2 separate regions of the Homo sapiens genome follow, and region 2 is linked to region 1. Evidence: chromatin loops called from intact Hi-C (ENCODE). Cell type or tissue: psoas muscle. All regions are shown on one strand. Links, peaks and the distances in the headings refer to the core of each region. The heading gives the core; the rest is flanking DNA. Region 1 overlaps LOC105376845 (a long non-coding RNA gene). Region 2 has its middle 60 kb from the start of MIR4418.

The links. Hi-C counts contacts between places; a loop is a spot of excess contacts. Peaks named below come from ENCODE experiments on the same cell type or tissue, not always from the same donor. Only the 100,000 strongest peaks of a DNase experiment are listed, where the experiment ranks them.
Region 2: a loop joins it to region 1, with 5 times the contacts of the local background. A loop is called at or near these places in 1 of 110 quality-filtered maps.

The regions. Positions count from the first base shown.
Region 1 is chr1:22,147,476-22,156,758 of GRCh38, forward strand. It overlaps LOC105376845 (a long non-coding RNA gene), which reads left to right. Exons shown (of 5, transcript XR_947050.1): 2 at 7,428-7,851; 3 at 8,322-8,428; 4 at 8,962-9,062. Among named protein-coding and RNA genes, the nearest start is that of WNT4, 9.0 kb to the left of the region's middle. In psoas muscle, for the core only: no CTCF peak of the experiment used is centred there; no DNase peak of the experiment used is centred there; H3K27me3 peaks cover 298 bases.
Region 2 is chr1:22,201,166-22,210,448 of GRCh38, forward strand. No RefSeq gene overlaps it. Among named protein-coding and RNA genes, the nearest start is that of MIR4418, 60 kb to the right of the region's middle. In psoas muscle, for the core only: a CTCF peak has its summit at 7,318 (motif pointing left); DNase peaks (open chromatin) are centred at 4,016, 6,996 and 7,236; H3K27me3 peaks cover 2,489 bases.

The DNA of each region.
Region 1 (9,283 bases), core at 358-8,357:
GCACAGGCGTCTCCTCCAAGGCTGTTCACCCTGACCAGGGAGGGAACGGGAAACCTGGTCAGTCCCAGCCAGCCATCCATGTATGTGCGGCCCTCGGCAAGTCCTTGCTCCTCTCTGGGACTGGCATTTGCTCCTTAAAGACTCTTGTGGGATCTAGAGAAGCAGTGAAGTGGACCAGCAAGTTCTGGGGAATACCTGCATTTGTTCCAGGCCCTGACAGATCTCTTTGCCTCTCTGAGCCTCAGTTTCCTCATCTGTTCAAGGGGATCATAGCGATGTCATGAGGAATCAGTAGATAAGGTGTGTAAAGGCTTCTGAGCACAGGGCCCAGCTTCAGTGAATGTTGAGTAAGGCTTCAGTGATTGTTAGCGCTTCATCTTGTTCTATGTTTGAAACCAGAAGTTGCGCACCTGTGGTCTGTGGAGGTGTTTTGCTTGGCCTGCCTAGTGTGTTTTCAAGTACATGAATTTACTGATACTATTTCAAGATTGGGAGATTTCACATGAGAAGCTAGATCTCCAGCTTCTCTTGAGAAATGGGAGATTTGGCAACATGGGACCCACATTCTCGGGTGAAGAGCGATCTTTGACTTTAGATGGGGATTGTACTTTTAACAGCTCACTCATGCCCCCGTAACCCCTGTCAGATCCCTATGGGAAGGAAGGAAGCCAGTATTTACTGAGCATCCTACTGTTTGTCACAGAACACCTCAAGAGCTGTGCCTACATATTGCATTTAATCTTTACCATAAGCTGTTAGTACCCTTATTTTGCCAGTGAGGAAATAGAGGCTCAGAGAGTCCAGTTAAGTTGTCTAAGATCATCACACTGTTGGTAGGTGGTACACCCAGGACTGCCAATCTGGACGTAGGTTTCTTTTTCTTTTTAGGGCTTTCTTTCCACCCATCACCTAGTGCCGGTTCTGTAGAGTAACCTTGGTTATGACCCATTGATGATCAGAAGATGGATGTAGGTGTGTGGTTCTCATTCTTTACCTTCAGACCGCTGGGAGGCTGCGGAGTTAGAGTAGAGGTCTAGAAATCAATGTGAACACCCAGAATTCTTGGACTAAAAGCCTTCCTTCTATATAGAAGATAATCACAGTTTTAAATGTTTTACTGTGAAAATGTTCAAATATATACAATAAAGAATAATAGCATTAATAAACACCCATATCTGAATTACCCAGATTCAACAATTATCAATATTTCACCCCATTTGCCTCATCTACATTTTTTTCTTTTTTTTGAGATGGAGTCTTGCTCTGTCGCCCAGGCTGGAGTGCAATAATATGATCTCAGCTCACTGCAAACTCCGCCTCCCAGGTTCAAGTGATTCTCCTGCCTCAGCCTTTTGAGTAGCTGGGATTACAGGCAAGTGCCACCACACCCGACTGATTTTTGTAATTTTAGTAGGACGGGATTTCACCATGTTGGCCAGGCTGGTCTCGAACTCCTGATCTCAGGTGATCCACCTGCCTCGGCCTCCCGAAGTTCTGGGATTACAGGCGTGAGCCACCGCGCCTGGTCTGTTTCATCTACTTTTTAAAATCTTTACTAAATTATTTCAAAACACATGCCAGATCCCTTTTCGTTTCACCCATACAAACTTCAATGTGCAGCTCTAAGACCAGGGGTGTGCCAGAGCTGCTGGTTTTAGTGGCTAAGACCTGACTGGTGCATCTCTCCCTAATTCTGTGTTCAGAAACATCATATTGGTAGCTTGAAATCGGCCATGGTGGGAATATTTACACCATGGGAATCGGCACACACCACAAACCAGGGCTCCCCTCCATCTCCCCACCCCAGAGAGCTGGTTGTTAAACATTTACCAGTACACCACTGTCTCGAACACAAGGACAGTTTCTTACATGACCACCATGCTATTATCTTACCTAATGAAATTAACACCAACATCAGAATCAAATGTCCCCAATAGTTTTAAAAAAGTCTGTTTACTGATGGCTTCTTCAATCAGGACTTAAACAAGGTTCACCCATGATATTTGATTGTTATGTCTCCTGATTGTTATTAATCTAGAGCCATGCCCCTTTATCTCCCAGTTGTGGCTTTTTAAAATGCCCTTGGCTGCCGGATGTGGTGGCTCACACCTGTAATCCCAGCACTTTGGGAGGGCAAGGTGGGAAGATCACCTGAGGTTGGGAGTTTGAGACCAGCCGGACAAACATGGAGAAACCCTGTCTCTACTAAAAATACAAAATTAGTTGGGCATGGTGGTGCATGTCTGTAATCCCAGCTACTTGGGAGGCTGAGGCAGGAGAATCGCTTGAACCCAGGAGGCGGAGGTTGTGGTGAGCTGAGATCGCGCCATTGCACTCCGGCCTGGGGAACAAGAGTGAAACTCCATCCCCAAAAATAAATAAAATAAAATAAATAAATAAATAAATAAATAAATAAATAAATAAATAAAAATAAAATGTCCTTGGCTGGTGCAGACATGAAGTTGATTTGTAAGAGGGTCCCCCACTCGACAGTGCCTGTTTGTGCTGTCAGGCTGTTCCTCTGTTCCTGGACTTCCTGTATGTGCTCTAAAGTCTGAATGGGTTATGTTGGCTTTTTGTTATTTTGCTATTAACACATACTAAAAGTGCCCTCATTATGGAATCTTTTGCCGTGAAGGAGGGGTCGTCAGACTCAGGAAAGCTGGCCCTTCTGGTCGGGCCTCACCAGTCAGGGCAGGTCCTTTTGCATTCGGTCCTGGGAATGCAGAATCTATAGCCGCCTTCGGGAGTTCATTCCACATGCTGACACTTGGATGATCAGTATTCCTACCTCATGTCTAACTGCAGTCTTTCCTGCTTTAGATGAAGCCCATTTTCTCCACCTGGAACCCTGAGATGTCTTTTTTCTTTTCTTTTCTTTTTTCTTTTTTTTTGAGACAGAATCTTGCTCTTTCGCCTGGGCTGGAGTGCAGTGGTACGATCTTGGCTCACTGCAACCTCCTCCCCTGGGTTCAAGTGATTCTCGTGCCTCAGCCTCCTGAGTAGCTGGGATTACAGGCACCTGCCACCATGCCTGGCTAATTTTTGTATTTTTAGTAGAGACAGGGTTTCACCCTGTTGGCCAGGCTGGTCTTGAACTCCTGACCTTAGGTGATCCACCTGCCTTGGCCTCCCAAAGTGCTGGGATTACAGGCGTGAGCCACCGTGCCCAGCCCTGGGATATTTTAACCTCCTCTCTCTCAAGCCTCTTGTAATGCTGAGAAGAAAAAGTCCCCAATGTCCTGTGATTCTGGGATTCCAAGGGCTGTACTTGCAGCAGTCATCATTTCACCCTGGAGTGGGTAAGACCTTGTTATGCCCCAGCCCCTCCCTGCCCAGCAGAAGGCAGGTATCCCTTTTCCACCCACCTGAAGGATGGGGCTCTCACTGATCAGGGTGGAGGGCATTCACCTTTACCTGCCGTCCTGGGATCCCCCTGCACAGCCTGGCCAGCAGGTCTGGGGTCTTGTCCACTGGCCCAGCCTCAGGTCGTGATTCTGATTCCCTCACAGGGCTCCTGTCCTCGCTTGGTCTTTCCAACTGGATTGAATCCTGGATGCTGACTCCTCTCTGTCTTTATCCTGTTGTCACCTCACCGAGTCAGCTGGGAGCTTGCTCTTTCCTTCTAGCAACAGAAGACTGTGGTGAAAACACTTGTTGCAGCTGAGCGTTCTGCTTGAATCTTTTTTTTTTTTTTGAGACAGGGTCTTGTTCCATCACCCAGGCTGGAGTGCACTGGCACAATCACAGCTCAAACTGCAATCTCGACCTCCTGGTCCAGAAAGATCCTCCCACCTCAGCCTCCTGAGTAGCTGGAATGTAGGCATGCACCACAATATCCGGCTAATTTTTGTGTTTTTTAGAGACAGGGTCTCACTGTATTGCCCAGGCTGGTCTCAAACTCCTGGGGTCTAGCAATCTGCCCACCTCAGCCTCTCAAAGTGTTGGGATTACAGGCGTGAGCCACTGCACCCGGCACCTGCTTGAATTTTGAAAATGGCTTGACCTGGAGGGGATGCCACTCCTCTGGGAAGCAGAGTGGCACATGGGGGTTGTGGAGGCTTTGCTAGTGCTGGACCTTCAACAGAAGGTTGAATCTGAGCATGTGTTGAAGCTGCTGTTAGGAGAACAGCTGCAGTTAACAAGACCCAACCTGGGAAACACACTATTCAGGAGTGGTAAGGCCCTGTTAGAACCATCCCTTCCACAATGGCAGACTTCTAATGCAGCCCATTGCCCTGGGGAAGCTTGGGGGTGGGCAGTGTGAACTTGACTTTTCTCAAAGGTAATGCACATCACCTTTAAGGGAAGAAATCAGAGGAACTTGGAGGAATGAAAAGCTAGTCTGGCAGTGACCATTAAGAGAGAGGCAGACAATCTGGACACCAGCAATTCTGAAGTCTCAGAAAAAGGTCTGACTGATAAAGAAAAATTCAAGGTGAATTAGAAGCGGTATTTGGTCAAGGTCAAGGTAACAGGGAATGTAACTGATAGCTAAGGATTATTGCACGAGGTGCTGAATTGCACTTGAATGTCTCCTTCCTTCCTTCCTCCCTCCCTCCCTCCTTTCTGCCTTCCTTCCTTCCTTTCTTCCTTCCTTCTTCCTCTTTTTTTTTTTTTTTTTTTTTTTAGAGACAGGGTCTTGCTGTCCAGTCACTGACTGGAGTGCAGTAATGCAATCATGGCTTGCTGTAGCCTTGAATTCCTGGGCTCAAGCAATCCTCAGCCTTCTGAGTACCTGGGACTACAGGCTTGCACCCCTGGGCGCGGTGGCGTGTGCCTGTAATCCCAGCACTTTGGGAGGTCAAGAGGTCTCTCCAGGCCTTTCCATGTGCTGTTTCTCCTGCTGGGAATGCCCCTCCACTGGCTTTTTTTTTTTTTTTTTCTTTTTGAGACAGAGTCTTGTTCTGTTGCCCAGGCTGGAGTACAGTGGCATCATCTTGGCTCACTGCAACCTCCGCCTTCTGGGTTCAAGCGATTCTCCTGCCTCAGCCTCCTGAGTAGCTTGGGACTATAGGGCCATGCCACCACGCCTGGCTAATTTTTGTATTTTTAGTAGAGTTGGAGTTTCACCATGTTGGCCAGGCTGGTCTCGAACGCCTGAGCTCAAGTGATCCCCCTGCCTCGGCCTCCCAAAGTGCGGGGATTATAGGTGTAAGCCACTGTGCCTGGTCTCAACTTGCTCTTTAGTGGACTAATTTGCTGCAGGTCTCAACTTCCATAACAGGTCTGAGAAGGCTTCTGTGGGCTTCTGATTACATATTCTGTCTTAGTCCTGAGCTTTGAAACACTGTCAACGTAATACAAATGGTTATTCAATAGTTATTGGCGCAATCATCTGTTGAATGCGTCTTTTCCCGCAGCTTGGGGCCTCCAGGAGGGCAGGGACTGTGGCTGTTTTGCCCACTGCTGTGCCCCTGGTGCTGTGATGTGCCTGGGATGTGGTGAGAGCTCAGTGCATGAGTGCTGAATGAATAATTGAAGCGGGATTCTCTAAGCTATAGTTTCTTTATCCAAAAATGGGCCTACGAGTATCTTTCTTTTAAATGGGAATAGACATAACATTCATTCCTTTCCTATCCTCAACCTTTGCAAAAAAACTTAGAAGAAATAAATGGGCTTGTGAATTAGTAGCCTGAAAAAGCTGCAACTCAAGGGATTGAACATGAAGTTGGAATGGTAATTCTGGAATGGTTGAGGCGTCCCTAGCTTCTGCAACTGGTGGTTGGGCTGAATGATCCTCTCTGGTCCTGGGGTGAAGGAGTCCTTTCTCCTGGGGATGAGAGAGCTGGTTTGCTTATGTGTGCAGGGCCAGGGCTGGGCTGAGAAATTCATGGAGAACTGGGGTGGGGGCTGCATTCCACCCTAGGTGTGACTTAGAACTCTCTCTTGGGCTGGTGGAAGGTAGGATGGCCCAGGACAGACCTGCTCCCCTACGCTGGACAGGGAATTTCCTGGAAGAGGTGACCTAGAGTTTAGGCCTGAGGGATTGGGAAGGTGAGCTTGGCAGGTGGTGAGGGGAAACTGTTCTAGTGTTCTAGGCTAAGGAAAGAGCATGTCCAAAGGCCTGGAGGTGAGATGGCAGGGTGGGACTGAGGAAGGAAAAGTTCAGAGTGGTGGCTGGGCAGGTGAGGAGAGGCTGGGCCACGTGCAAAGCTGGAAGAGGCCAGCTTGGGCCAGGGAACGAGGGAAGAGAAGCCTTGGAGGAGGCTGACGCTTGTGGGGCTCTGCGTATATGTGTGTGTGTGCATACATGTGTGTGTGAATGTGTGTTGGGGAGGTGGATGGGGCACAGGGGGCAGTATCTTCAGCCTCCTACCAGCAACTATGCACACAGAAGCCCAGCCGGTATCCCCACAGAGGCAGACGCCCCGGCACTGCCTTGTCGGAAACCCGCCGGGGCAGGAGCAGCTGCTTCTAAATCAAGGCCAAAGGCAGCCAAGGGGCCGGGTTGGGTTTGGTGGTTCTGCTGTATGGGCTGATGTGGGGGCAGGGGCTGAAGGGGGCTCTTGGGCAGGGATTCTGGGCCAGAATGAGCCTGGCTGGTTTGGGGAAGTTTATTTTGGAAGCTGGGATGATGCAAAATTAAGTGGGGAGGAAAAAATAGATGAGGCGACCGAGAGGGTCTGTCTGTGGCTGGCGGGGCTGTAAGTGGCCAGCGAGAAGTGCGTTGTTGGGTAAACAGATGGGGGTGGCAGCTTTCTGCACGCTCGCTATAAATATCCCGCAGTTTGCCGCCCCTGCTGGGGTTTCCTGGCACCGTGGGTGTGGAGATCAAGGTACAGACACAGGGCACTTCCGGAGTGGCAGAGGGTGGCCAGGGCCCTGCTCAGATCCCAGCCTCCTGGGGGTGGAGTGGGCACCGGGAACTGAGGCTGAGGCCCGAGTGGGGGCGGGAGATGCTTCTTTGCTATTAACTGGCTGTGGTTCTTGGGCAAGCCCTGTGACTTCCGTGGGCCTCAATTTCTTCACCTGTAAGATGGGCATGATAAAATGAGGCAGGGCATGTGTCGCTGCTGGCACAGGGACAGGCACCCTGGAGACACTCAGGAAATGATCAAGTGCTTAGGCGCTGTGTGACCTGGGCGAGTTCTCTCGTTGCCCTGAGTCTCAATTTCTTCATTTCTTCTTCCAAAATATGGGGAGAAGAACCACTGTCTGGAGGCTGAAATGGAACCATGGGTCTGGCACTGGACTTGCAATGTGTGTGGTATTTCAGGACAAAGTTGGGGCCCGGCTGGAGCCCTCCCCCAGCCCTCTGCAGCTGCTATGGGATTTGTCTCATCTCTGCAGTATGGTAGTGATGATAATGGTGATAATAGCAGCCAGGCCCACTGCGAGCCTTTTGGTGACCCAAGGGCTTTGTAAACTGTTATCTGAGTTCTTCGTTATCTCAGCTGATTTTCCCACCTCCTCACCTCTTACAGATAAAGAATCCGAGGCGCAGAGAGGTGGCACTGCTGGAAGGAACAGAGCCAGATCCACAAGATCCTTCATTCCGACAATAAATATTCACTGAAGATCTGCCACATGTCAGGCCCCAGCCCAGGTGCTGGGGATTTAGCAGAAAACCAGCCAGACCCATTTCCTGCATCCATGGAGTGCACAGGCTGGTGGGGGAGATGGGCTAGAAATCCATGAACCAAATTATACTGAGACGAGCGAGCACCGAGCGCCTAGCGTGGACTGCGACCGCTCGGGCTCCTGTATCTGTGACAGATGTGCTTGGGCTCCTCGTAGGACCGAGGGACTTTGTTATCCACACCACTGGCCTTGAAGTTGGCTGCTACCTGATGAGATGAATTAAGAACATACCAGCACTTTGGGAGGCTGAAGTGGGTGGATCACGAGGTCAGGAGATCAAGACCATCCTGGCCAACATGGTGAAACCCTGTCTCTACTAAAAATACAAAAATTAGCCGGGCGTGGTGGTAGGCACCTGTAATCCCAGCTACTCAGGAGGCTGAGGCAGGGGAATCGCTTGAACCCGGGAGGCGGAGGTTGTAGTGAGCCGAGATCACGCCACTGCACTCCAGCCTGGGCGACAGAGAGAGACTCTGTCTCAAAAAAAAAAAAAGAAAAAAAAAAAGAACATATATTAATATATTCAGTTCATCAAAACAGTCCCTGAATACACCTCTGTGCAGAACTTGTGCGAGCCTCTGGGGACCCAGGGCTGGTCAGGCTGGCTGGGCAGAAGGGGATGAAAACATTGCCTTATACACACTTGTAGAATATGTCGCAATGGGAGAAATCTTCCCATAGCTTCTCATGAGTCCAGTGAATTAGGCAGGGCAGGTATCATTGTCCCTATTTTACAGATCAGGAAATTGAGGTCCAGTGAGGTGTCTTGGCCAGGACACTCAGTCAGGACGTGACATGAACACAGGACTGTCTGACTTCAAATCCAGTGCTCCTTCCCCTGCAGGTGAGAAGGGGCCCCTGTAGCAGTGGGAGAGGGCCCAAGGCCCCAGCTGCCCCTGAGGACCCCTTCAAGCTCAGCAGTGAGACTTTGGCCAGGGGAAGGGCAGGCATTTTATCCCGTCTCTTGCATTCCGTTCAGAAGGTCCCTGTCTGCAGCTGGAGGGTGGAAGGGACTCTGGACAGGGTCACTAGAGACCCTGCTCTGCCCTTTACCAACAATGCTGTGGGAATCCGGCGCATGCTCTCTGAGCCTGCGTTCTTCTCTGTAAACGAAAGGGTTGGACTTGATGATCTCTAGAGAGCATTTTAGGCCCTGGGGGCAGAGCTGGGAGCAAGGATCCATCTGAGAGTGGTTCAGGACAAGACTCATGCTCCAGCCCCAGCTGGGAGACTTGGTCTCTGGCTGATGGTGAAGTCTCTACCCACAGCGAGCCGAGCCAGGGAGCTGGGGAGGGAGGATATCTTTGCAGGCCACTGGGATCTCTGCAATGAGGCCATGGGGCCAGGGTCTTTCTGCTGTCTCCCCTCCCTGCCCAGTCCCCACCCCACTGACTGGGGGACAGTGCTCCAGGCAGCTGGAATGGGACACGGTTTGTGTGGCAGCGAGATATCCAGGCTCTCCTCCTTCCAGATCTAAGGTAGGAATGCACTTCCCACCCCCTTGAAGTTAGAGGTGGCTGTGTGACTGGCTTCGGCCAGCAAAATGTGACAGCAAGCAACAACTAGCAGGATGGGGGTGACTTGGGACCTGGGTGGGGACAACACAGAGCAGATGGGGCTTTGGGGTCTCTCCCACTGCTCTCCCATCCATAGGCATGCGGTGTGAACAGGAGCAATCCCTTCACAGTGTGGAGCCACC
Region 2 (9,283 bases), core at 863-8,862, 54 kb after region 1:
CTTATAAAAGCACATAGTGTTATGTAAGTATCAAGTATTATTAGTACTATTACTATTATTATTAATTATGTTGTTATTATTAATGCTATTAACCACGTGGTTACCCTCCTTTTAATTTCAGCTGCATTTCTACACATTAGAGAAGCAATTGAGAATAGGTGGTCAGATGGTCTGGATTTGAGTCCCAGCTTTCTCATTTACTATCTGCATGACATTAGACAAGTGACATAAACTTGCACAGTACAGGTACCTACTTTGTGGAGTTAATATATGGATTTAGTGAGTTGCATATGTAAAGTACTTAGAAAAATGCTTGCCAAAGCCTGTTGGCTATTATTATTATTATTTTTATTTTTTGAGATGGAGTTTCATTCTTGTTGCCCAGGCTGGAGTGCAATGGGCAATGGCGTGATCTCGGCTCACTGTAACCTCTGCCTCCCGAGTTCAAGCGATTCTCCTGCCTCAGCCTCCCAAGTAGCTGGGATTACAGGCATACACCACCACGCCTGGCTGACATTATATTTTTAGTAGAGATGGGGTTTCTCCATGTTGGTCAGGCTGGTCTCGAACTCCCAACCTCAGGTGATCCACCCACCTCAGCCTCCCAAAGTGCTGGGATTACAGGTGTGAGCCACCGTGCCTAGCTGCTATTATTATTATTGTTATTATTATCATTATTTCTGGAGTCCAGCTTCTCAAGGCCCAGTCTCTAGCTGGGTCACTCAGAGACTGTTGGATGACACAGACCCGGGATGCACAGTCTAGGGAAGCAGCATGCAGCTGGTGGGTAATCTGACCATTAGGGCTGCCCTAGAGCCTGTCCAGGAGGTAGTGTGCCCTCTGTCACTGGAGGTGTTTAAGCAGAAGCTGCAGGTTTGGCTGGATGATCCAGAAGCTTCTCTGTAGGTGGAGACTCTGGGAAGTATTAGCGGGGGTCAGAGAGGATGGAGCTCAAGGTTCTGAGAAGGTGCTTTAGAAAAATGCTTGGGAGCTGGGCGTGGTGGTCCACGCCTGTAAACCCAGAACTTGGGGAGGCTGAGGTGGATGGATCACCTGAGGTCAGGAGTTCGAGACCAGCCTGGCCAACATGGTGAAACCCCATCTCTACTAAAAATACAAAAATTAGCTGGGTGTGGTGGTGTGCACCTGTAGTCCCAGCTACCCTACTCAGGAGGCTGAGGCAGGAGAATTGCTGAAACCCAGGAGGCGGAGGTTGCAGTGAGTCGAGATCGCACCACTGCACTCCAGCTTGGGCGATACAGTGAGACTCCTTCTCAAAAAACAAAACAAAACAAAAAAGGATAAAGAAAAATGCTTGGGACTGGCTCAGACTCCCTTTCCCAGCTTTAATTAGAGCCATTCCACTTGTATCTGTTTTATATTTTGAAAATCCAGAGAGAATTTTTTTTGGGGGGGGTAGTGGGGAAAGGGGTCCTGCCACTAGGAACTATTTGAAAGCCTCATAGTCCACTCTGCATCACTTTTTTTTTTAACAGAAGGGGAAAACTGAGGCTCAGAGAGAGAAAGTTATTTACTGAGGTCCTGCAGCAAGTCTGAGGGAAGAACTGTTCTGAATCTGGGACTCCTAATGCCTAGTCCAGTGCTGGCTTGATTCCAACCTCCAGGGTCTTCCTGTGGCTGCCACCCCCAGCCTAGGATGGGTACGCTGCCCTCAGCCCCCTCCTTGGTTGGTGACATTGGCCCTGGCATCACTTGAGCTCAGCCCCCTGGAGTGGAATCTGCACAGGCTGCTCTCCCTAGGCTGAAGTGTTAACTTCAGCCCCTCACCTTGGACTCAGCTTATCTGGGCTCTCAGGAGCTACAGTGTCCCCATGGTGACACGAGGAGCCTATGCCATCCACTGAGGTTATATTCAGTCATTTATTCATCCAATTAACAAGTATTTATTGAGCTTCTACTATATGCAGGATATAGTGCTAAGTTCTGGGAAGATGGTGTTGTGTGATTTAAATGAGTCCCTGCCCGCATGCATCTTAGTTACAGTCTAGTAGGGATGGTGGACAAATAAACAGTTGATTCCATTTGAAGATTGGTTTAGTCAGGGTAGGCCAAGTGTTGTAACAAACAATCCTAAAATTTCAGGAGCTCAATACAAAGTGGGATTTCTGGGCAGGTGGCTTTCTTCAGCTGCCCTCATCTAAGTGATTCAGGGATTTAGGCTCCTTCTGTTGGTGGCTCTGCCCTTCTGCAGATCCTCAGAATCCTCTCCATTCAGCTGGAAGATGGGGACAATGAGCAAGCATGCAGGATCTTGTGGGAAGTCAAGGCCAGGCCTGGAATGGTATCCATCACTTCTGACCTTCTTCCATTGGCCAGAATTCAACAACATGGCCCCACCAACTCCAAAGGAGGCTGGGAAATGTAGTCTAGCTGTGTGACTGGGAAGAGAGGGAGATGTGGTTTGTTGAGCACACTGTAGTCTGTGCCAAAAGTGTGATCACTTCTAAGTTAGAGATAAGCTAGAAGTATTGTGGGGGCACCTCAGAAAAGCTTTGTAGGGTAGGTGACATCCGACCTGAGACCTGGAGAATGAATAGGAGTTGGCCAGGGGAAGAGGAGGGAGAGAAGTGTTCTTGCATAGGAGAAGGCTGAGCGTGATGTGTTAGGAGAACTAGAAGAGATATTCAATCTTGCTAGAGCTGAGCCTGGTGGCTGGGGAGGGCAGTGAGCCATGAGGCTGGACCAACAGTGGGATCTAGGCTTGAATGATTGTGACAATCAGGACATGGGAGCCAGGAAAGGGGAATGACACAGTCAGATCAGCCACTGAGATAGATCTCTTTTGCTTCTGAGTAGAGGATGGACCAGAGGGTCAAGAGGTGGGAAGCTGCTGGAGTCTCCAGGTCGTGGGTGATGTGGCTAGACTGGGGAATGGTTGTGGTGTGGGAAGGAAACAATGCTATATAGAAGGAAGAAGAGAGAGGACCTGGTGATCCATCAGATGAAGGGGTGATGAGGAAGTCTCAAGGACACTGCTGAGCTTATGTAGTTACAACTTGGCTGGTTCCACCAGAGTGGTTGGCCACATCTGACCCACTAGCTGTTTTGTAAATAAAGTTTTACTGGAACACGGACATGGCCATTCATGTATGCATTGTCTACAGCTGGTTTTATGCTGCGGCAGCACTTGTTTGTTGTGACAGAGACTGTATGGTCCTCAAAGCCTAAAATATTTACCATCTTGCCCTTTACAGATCAGTTTGCTGACTCTTGAGCTGAACAGTTTTTTATTTCAGTAAATTTATTAGAATGAGTTAAAATAGTATTATGCTTAGGCTGTCATTGCTTCATTCATTCATCTTCTATTTCCTGGCCCTCTTTGATGGTGCTGGCCCTGCCTGCCTGAGTCCAAATAACTGTTCTGGTTGCTGCGGGCAGCAGTCTTAGAGGCAGATGCCTGCTTCTGCACCAGGGCGCATGCCTGTGGTGGGATCTGTAGCACACCTGGCTGATGCTGTTGCTGGCCGAGATGTGGGGCCAGCCTGAGCCAAGCTGGCTTCTGGGGCTGGGTTGTTCGGGTCTTCTGGGGTGATCGCGTTTCCACGAAGTGATTCTCAGACATGGTGTCGTTTACTCCTAATGACAGTCCCTGGGGGTCAACATTACCATGCCTCCATTGCGTGGATAGGAAACCAAGACTTGGAGAGATACTTGCTCAAGGCAAAAGGGCAGATGCAGACAGAGCTCTTCTGGGTCTGAGATGAAGATCCAGGAAAGGTGGTCTCAAGTCCTTCTCCCCCGAAGACCCAGGGCGCAGGACAAGAGTGTCCACTGCACCAGGACTCCTGGACCTCCCAGCCATCTGGCACCTCCTCTGTGTTGGTCCCAACCAGGGGTTACAGATGTGAGCTGGACAGTGTGGGAATGCAGCTTCGCAACAGTAATTAGTTTATTCCTGAGGTCAGCAGTCTAAATAGTAGAAAAATGTATTTCCTGTTCCAAGCCAAATAAGCAAGTGGCAGCCAGTTGGCCAGGTGCCACTGATGGGATTCCACCCGTGCATGTGCCTTGCCTTTGGCCACGAGTTTGGGCGGGAAAGCAGGAGAAAGATTGTCCCTTCACAGGTCCCGTCCTGCCCTTGACTGAGGACTTACTGGGAAGATTCCCACAGCTCAGGATCCTCCCAGGTAGTTCCAGGTTCCTGCTGTGACCGTGACCACTGAAGGGTGATGGATGTGCCAAGAAGGGCAGCGCCAAGGCAGGCTTTTCCCACTGGCACTCGCTCCATGTGCCTGGCACAGCTCCTGGCACGTGGGTGATGATCAAGAGATTCGTGAATGCACGAATGAATGGGATGGTGCCAGCTTTTCAAGTGGAAGGAACTGGATGTGTAGCAGAGGCCACATCAGTGGATGAGGGGGCAGAGCCGTTGTTTCGTTTTTGGGGTTTATTGAGGACATCAGAAACCACAGCCTTGGACCATTCCATTTGGTGCTGAAATAACCAGATGGCTGGATCCACCTTAGGCAAAGTGCTCCTGAATATATGGAGTTTTTTCAGGTATTCGGATGCTTCTTCTGTAATAGGTATGTCTGTAACCCTTCCACCTTTTGTTCATTCATTCGTTCATTTGTTCATTCATTCATTCATTTTTGCAGAGGTATTGCATGGTGGTTAGAAGTGAGGGAGGCAAGGAGGAAGATGCTTCATGCCTTTGCAAATGTCAGGCCCCCCATTGGGATCCCTTCTGATCACCCCCACATTGCTGGCTATCTATCCTCATCTTTTAAACGGTAGCTTAGAGGTTACTTCTATTAGAAGCTCCTGTTCCCACCCAGACTAGCCCCCAACCCCGACCTTTTCTGTGCTTTCCAGCCCCCTGTGTGGGTTCTGGCAGAGCCTCCATCACCCTGGTAGGTCCTTGTTTACTTGTCTGGATCCTTGAGGGCAGGGCCTGTCTGGTTCTTCACTGTGTCCCTGGGGTGGGGTCTGACCTAGTGTAGGAGCTCAATACATCACTGTTATATGAATAAATGAATGATAAATGAATGAATGACATATCTTTTTTTTTTTTTTTTTGAGACGGAGTCTCGCACTGTTGCCCAGGCTGGAGTGCAGTGGCTCCATCTTGGCTCACTGCAAGCTCCACCTCCCAGGTTCATGCCATTCTCCTGCCTCAGCCTCCTGAGTAGCTGGGACTACAGGTGCCCGCCACCACGCCTGGCTAATTTTTGTATTTTTAGTAGACATGGTGTTTCACTATGTTAGCCAGGATGGTCTCAATCTCCTGACCTCGTGATCCGCCCGCCTCGGCCTCCCAAAGTGCTGGGATTACAGGCGTGAGCCACCGCACCCGGCCATGAATGACGTATGTTACACTCCCGATCCATAACTTCCATCCCATTCTTAAAACCCTTTCTAATAAATAAATGCCATCATTTCTTCATTACAGGAATAGACTACCCTCTTCACCCTGAATATAGCTCACCAAGCTCTTTTATAAAGGGCCCTCACCCTCCATAGGGCAGGGGAACACTCTTGGTTCTCCTATTTCTTCACATCTTCTGCCCAGTGAACTGAAAGCACAGAGAGGGTGAGCAACTCACCTAGGCTCACACAGCCAGATCAGATTCTAGTTGGGAGCTCGGAGGATCCTGGGGATCATTCCTCATGTGGGAGCTGACAATTCAGGAATCCCCAGTAGAGCAGTGGGTGGGTAGTCTGAATGCTGCCTCAGGGGGCCCCTCCAGGGACTCTCCGATTTGGTGACATGGTCCTTTTCCTGCTTGAGCACGTACTGCCACTGACTCCTGGGGCCACTTTCTGCTTGTGAGCAGAGCTGGACACTTGCTGCATGAGTCAAAGATGTGACTCAGGCCCAAGCAAAGATGTTCTGAAAAGTTTAGGGGACCAGATGGGGCCCATGGATTAAGGGTCCTTCCTCGCCCCCTCATCTGCCGCTGGGCAGAACGTCACTGTCCCTCTATCAGGCAGGCTGCCCCTCTTTCTAGCCTCTTTGAGAATTCCACCTGAAACCCACAGAGACTTTCCACAGTCTACACTGTGGCACTCAGACAGCATTCTCTTCTAGAATCTTCTCCTTGGCCTCCACTTAGCCTTCTGTCCTGGGCCTGAGAACCCACAGATTTCCATTCCAGGATCCTAGGGCTCATCGACATTGGTTTGGTGAAAGCTCACCTACTGTTCCCACGTGTGGGAGCCTCATCACGCCTTCCCCTGTAACCATTAAAATGAGGTGAATGCCAATTTGCTTCTTCTATTTCTTTTATTAACAAGATATATGATTCTCTTTGCACCTGAATGGGTCTGTGGTAACTGAAATATAGAGTAACTGAAACCACCCTCAATTTTGTCTCCTTGCTGTCTCTCCTCCCTTCCCCTTTCCCATCTCTGTCTGGGTTGGGACCACGTGGTGCTGAGGAATTGAGATGTTGTAAATTACGGTCAGGGCTCCTGGGGGGCCTGGATCAGGCAGAAGCGAGCAGGGACCACAGGCGGTGCTGGCTGCCGTCTTCCCTCCCTCCACTCCTGTCCAGTCTAGTAATGAAGGCTTTGCAAAGGAAGCAGCTGCCCAGAGCCAGATTGGGGGTTGAGGGACAGACTCCTGAGTCCCCCTTTCCCACCTCTCTCTCCTGGGTGGTGTCAGCAGCAGCGAATCCAGGGTGCGTGGCTCTGAGCCAGGCATGGGGCCCGGCCAGGTGGCTTGTCCATTGGCTTTGGAAATCCTGGAGGCAGTCCTTGCACCCTGTGTGTCTCTGTCACTTGTCAACTGTAGCAATAGACACGTTCCCTCCAATCCCCCACCCTCAAACCCCTTCCCGTGCCAGGGTGTCCCTCACTTTCAGGCCATGGGGAAGCGCAGAGCAGGCAGAGCCCGTGGCCAGGGAGCAACACAGATTCGGTCCCCACTGTCTGGCATCTCCTGATCCGGGAGGAATTCGCCTGGAGAACAGAGCTTGGGCAGCTGGTGTGCTGTAACCGAGACGCAGCTGGTTGGCACGGGCTAGGGCCTTCTGATTGGGCCGCCGTGTTTGCAAGCTCCAAATCCTTGGCTCTCCTTGAACAACGAGGAATTCAGGATGCTGATCCCACCGAGGATGAAAAGGCCACGGGCTCCCAGACACCCCACCCTCTTACTCCCCAGGGGGTGTTTGGCTGAAGCCACAGAAGAATGGAGACACAGTGGCTGGGGCAGGGGCAGGGGCAGAGGTGGGGGATACGGCTCCAGCCCGTGCGGACACTGCTACCTGGCGGGGAGATCTTGGCAGGAGCAGGGAGAGAGGCTGACGCGGGAGGGGCAGTCATTGCAGAGCGCCCACTACCGGCCGGGCAGCACTTGCCAGAGGTTGCTCCCTCAGGATCATATTGAATCCATACAGCCTTCTTTTGAAGTAGGTTTTAGGAACTTTCTGTTGAGGAAACTGAGGCCAGAGGGCTGCAGCTTGCCTGAAGGCCCCAGAGAGGCAGGACCTGTCTGGCATCCAGGCCAGGCTCACTGCTAAGATCGCCTTTAACACAGTCATGACAGGAATCCTGTCCTTCTCCTCCCTGCCTCCCCGGGATCTCTAAGGATTGTGACAAATTGAAAATCCTATTAGTGTTCAATTAATGGGCTTTTCTTGTGGGGCAGCGGGCCGGAACGGCGGCCGAGGGCTGAGAGCATTCACCGGCAGAGGGTGTGGGCAGGGAGCGACGGTGGGCCTGTCTTTCCAGGGCCCCCCTCCTGCCTTTATTAACCAGCTCATCTCTCCAGCTGAGCGGCCTTTTATCTGGGAAGGGGCAAAGGCGCTTTGAACCTTGGAATTAAATTCTGCTGGGGCCTGGGACAAAGGATGGGGCCCTGAGTCGGCCGCCCCCTCCCTCATGGCCCCGACCTGGAAACATCTGAGGGCTTCGGGGCCGGGGGTGGTCGTCTCAGGTCTGTGACCCCAAGGGCAGGGGGCATGTGCCCAGCAGGGGTGGATGGGGCTTTGCGCTTTTCCAGGCTGTGAGAAGGCGCAGCAGGCTCGGAGCTGGCACGGAGGGGATTTTGGAGACTTCTGTCCACCCGCCGCATCCGTATGGCCTCTCCAGAGCTTTGGGCACATGCTAGTCCTCATTTGAGAATGGAGTGCCGCCTCTGGCCGGGCACTGTGTAGATTCTGGGGCTACAGCTGTGAACCAGACAGACTGCATTCCCGTCTCCTGGAGTTTGCATTCTAGTGAGTGGAGATAGAAGGCAACCCATCACATATCTGGTTCTGAAGAGTGCTGTGAAGGAAAATAAAGCAGACTGAGGAGACAGTGATGGAGGTGGTCAGGGAAGGCCCCCGGGAGGAGATGACATTTGTGTGAAGGCCTGAACGAAGTGTGAGGGAGTTGTGTGGATGTTGGAGGTGGCCAGGAGTAGGGACTGGGGCAGAGAGAACAGCAAATGTGGACACTTTGAGACCAGAGCGTGGCTGGGAGTTGGAGGAAGAGCAAGGAGGTCTGAGTGGTTGGAGTAAGGGAGCAGGGTAGGGGGAGGAGAGAGAGAGAGAAAGAAGAGGCAGGGAGGAGACTGAAGAGCATGGCGGGGGCTGCCTTCCCTTCAAATCTTAGGAGGTCGGGGTAGGAAGGAAGTTCCATATTCATCCCCCATTTCATAGTTCAGAAAACGGGGCGAGGTGAGGACGGGAATCATTCAGAGTTACATAGCGAGGTAGTGGCAAGAAGGGAACCAGATATGGGTCTCTTAACTTCCAGTCCGGTGCCTCCCAGACAGCAGTGGAATAAATGCAATACAAATTATAAGTATGATTTATTGAACGCTTATGTAATGGCAGGCTCTTTGCTAAGCCACACTTACATACATTGGGTCATATATTGTCTATTTACCTATATTAGCCTCTAGAGAACTATTGTGTACCCATGATACAGATGTGAAGCTGAGGCTTAGAGAAATCAAGATGACTGGAAAAGCTGGGATTGAGCCCAGCCTGCCCAATTTCAGAGCATCTCCTGTATCATTCCAGGCTCCAAGTTCCGTGGGGAGGGTTTAGCCCGGCCCTGCTGTGGGACAGGCCACATGATTTCCTATGGATGAGCTTATCTGTCCGTTTCCAACACCGGACCGCGGACTTCTGGAGGACAGGAAGGGGTTGCTCTCATCTCTGACCCCAGTGCCAGCCCTTTTGCTGGATCTTGAAATCAAGTGTGGGGTCTCCGATGTGATCACTGCCTCTCAGAGCCCAGTGTGTGCCGTTTCTGCCTGTTGCCGTTCCTGCAGCATCTCCCTTCTGTTGCTGCTTCTGACTGGTGCCGCCCCACCTTGGCTGCTAGG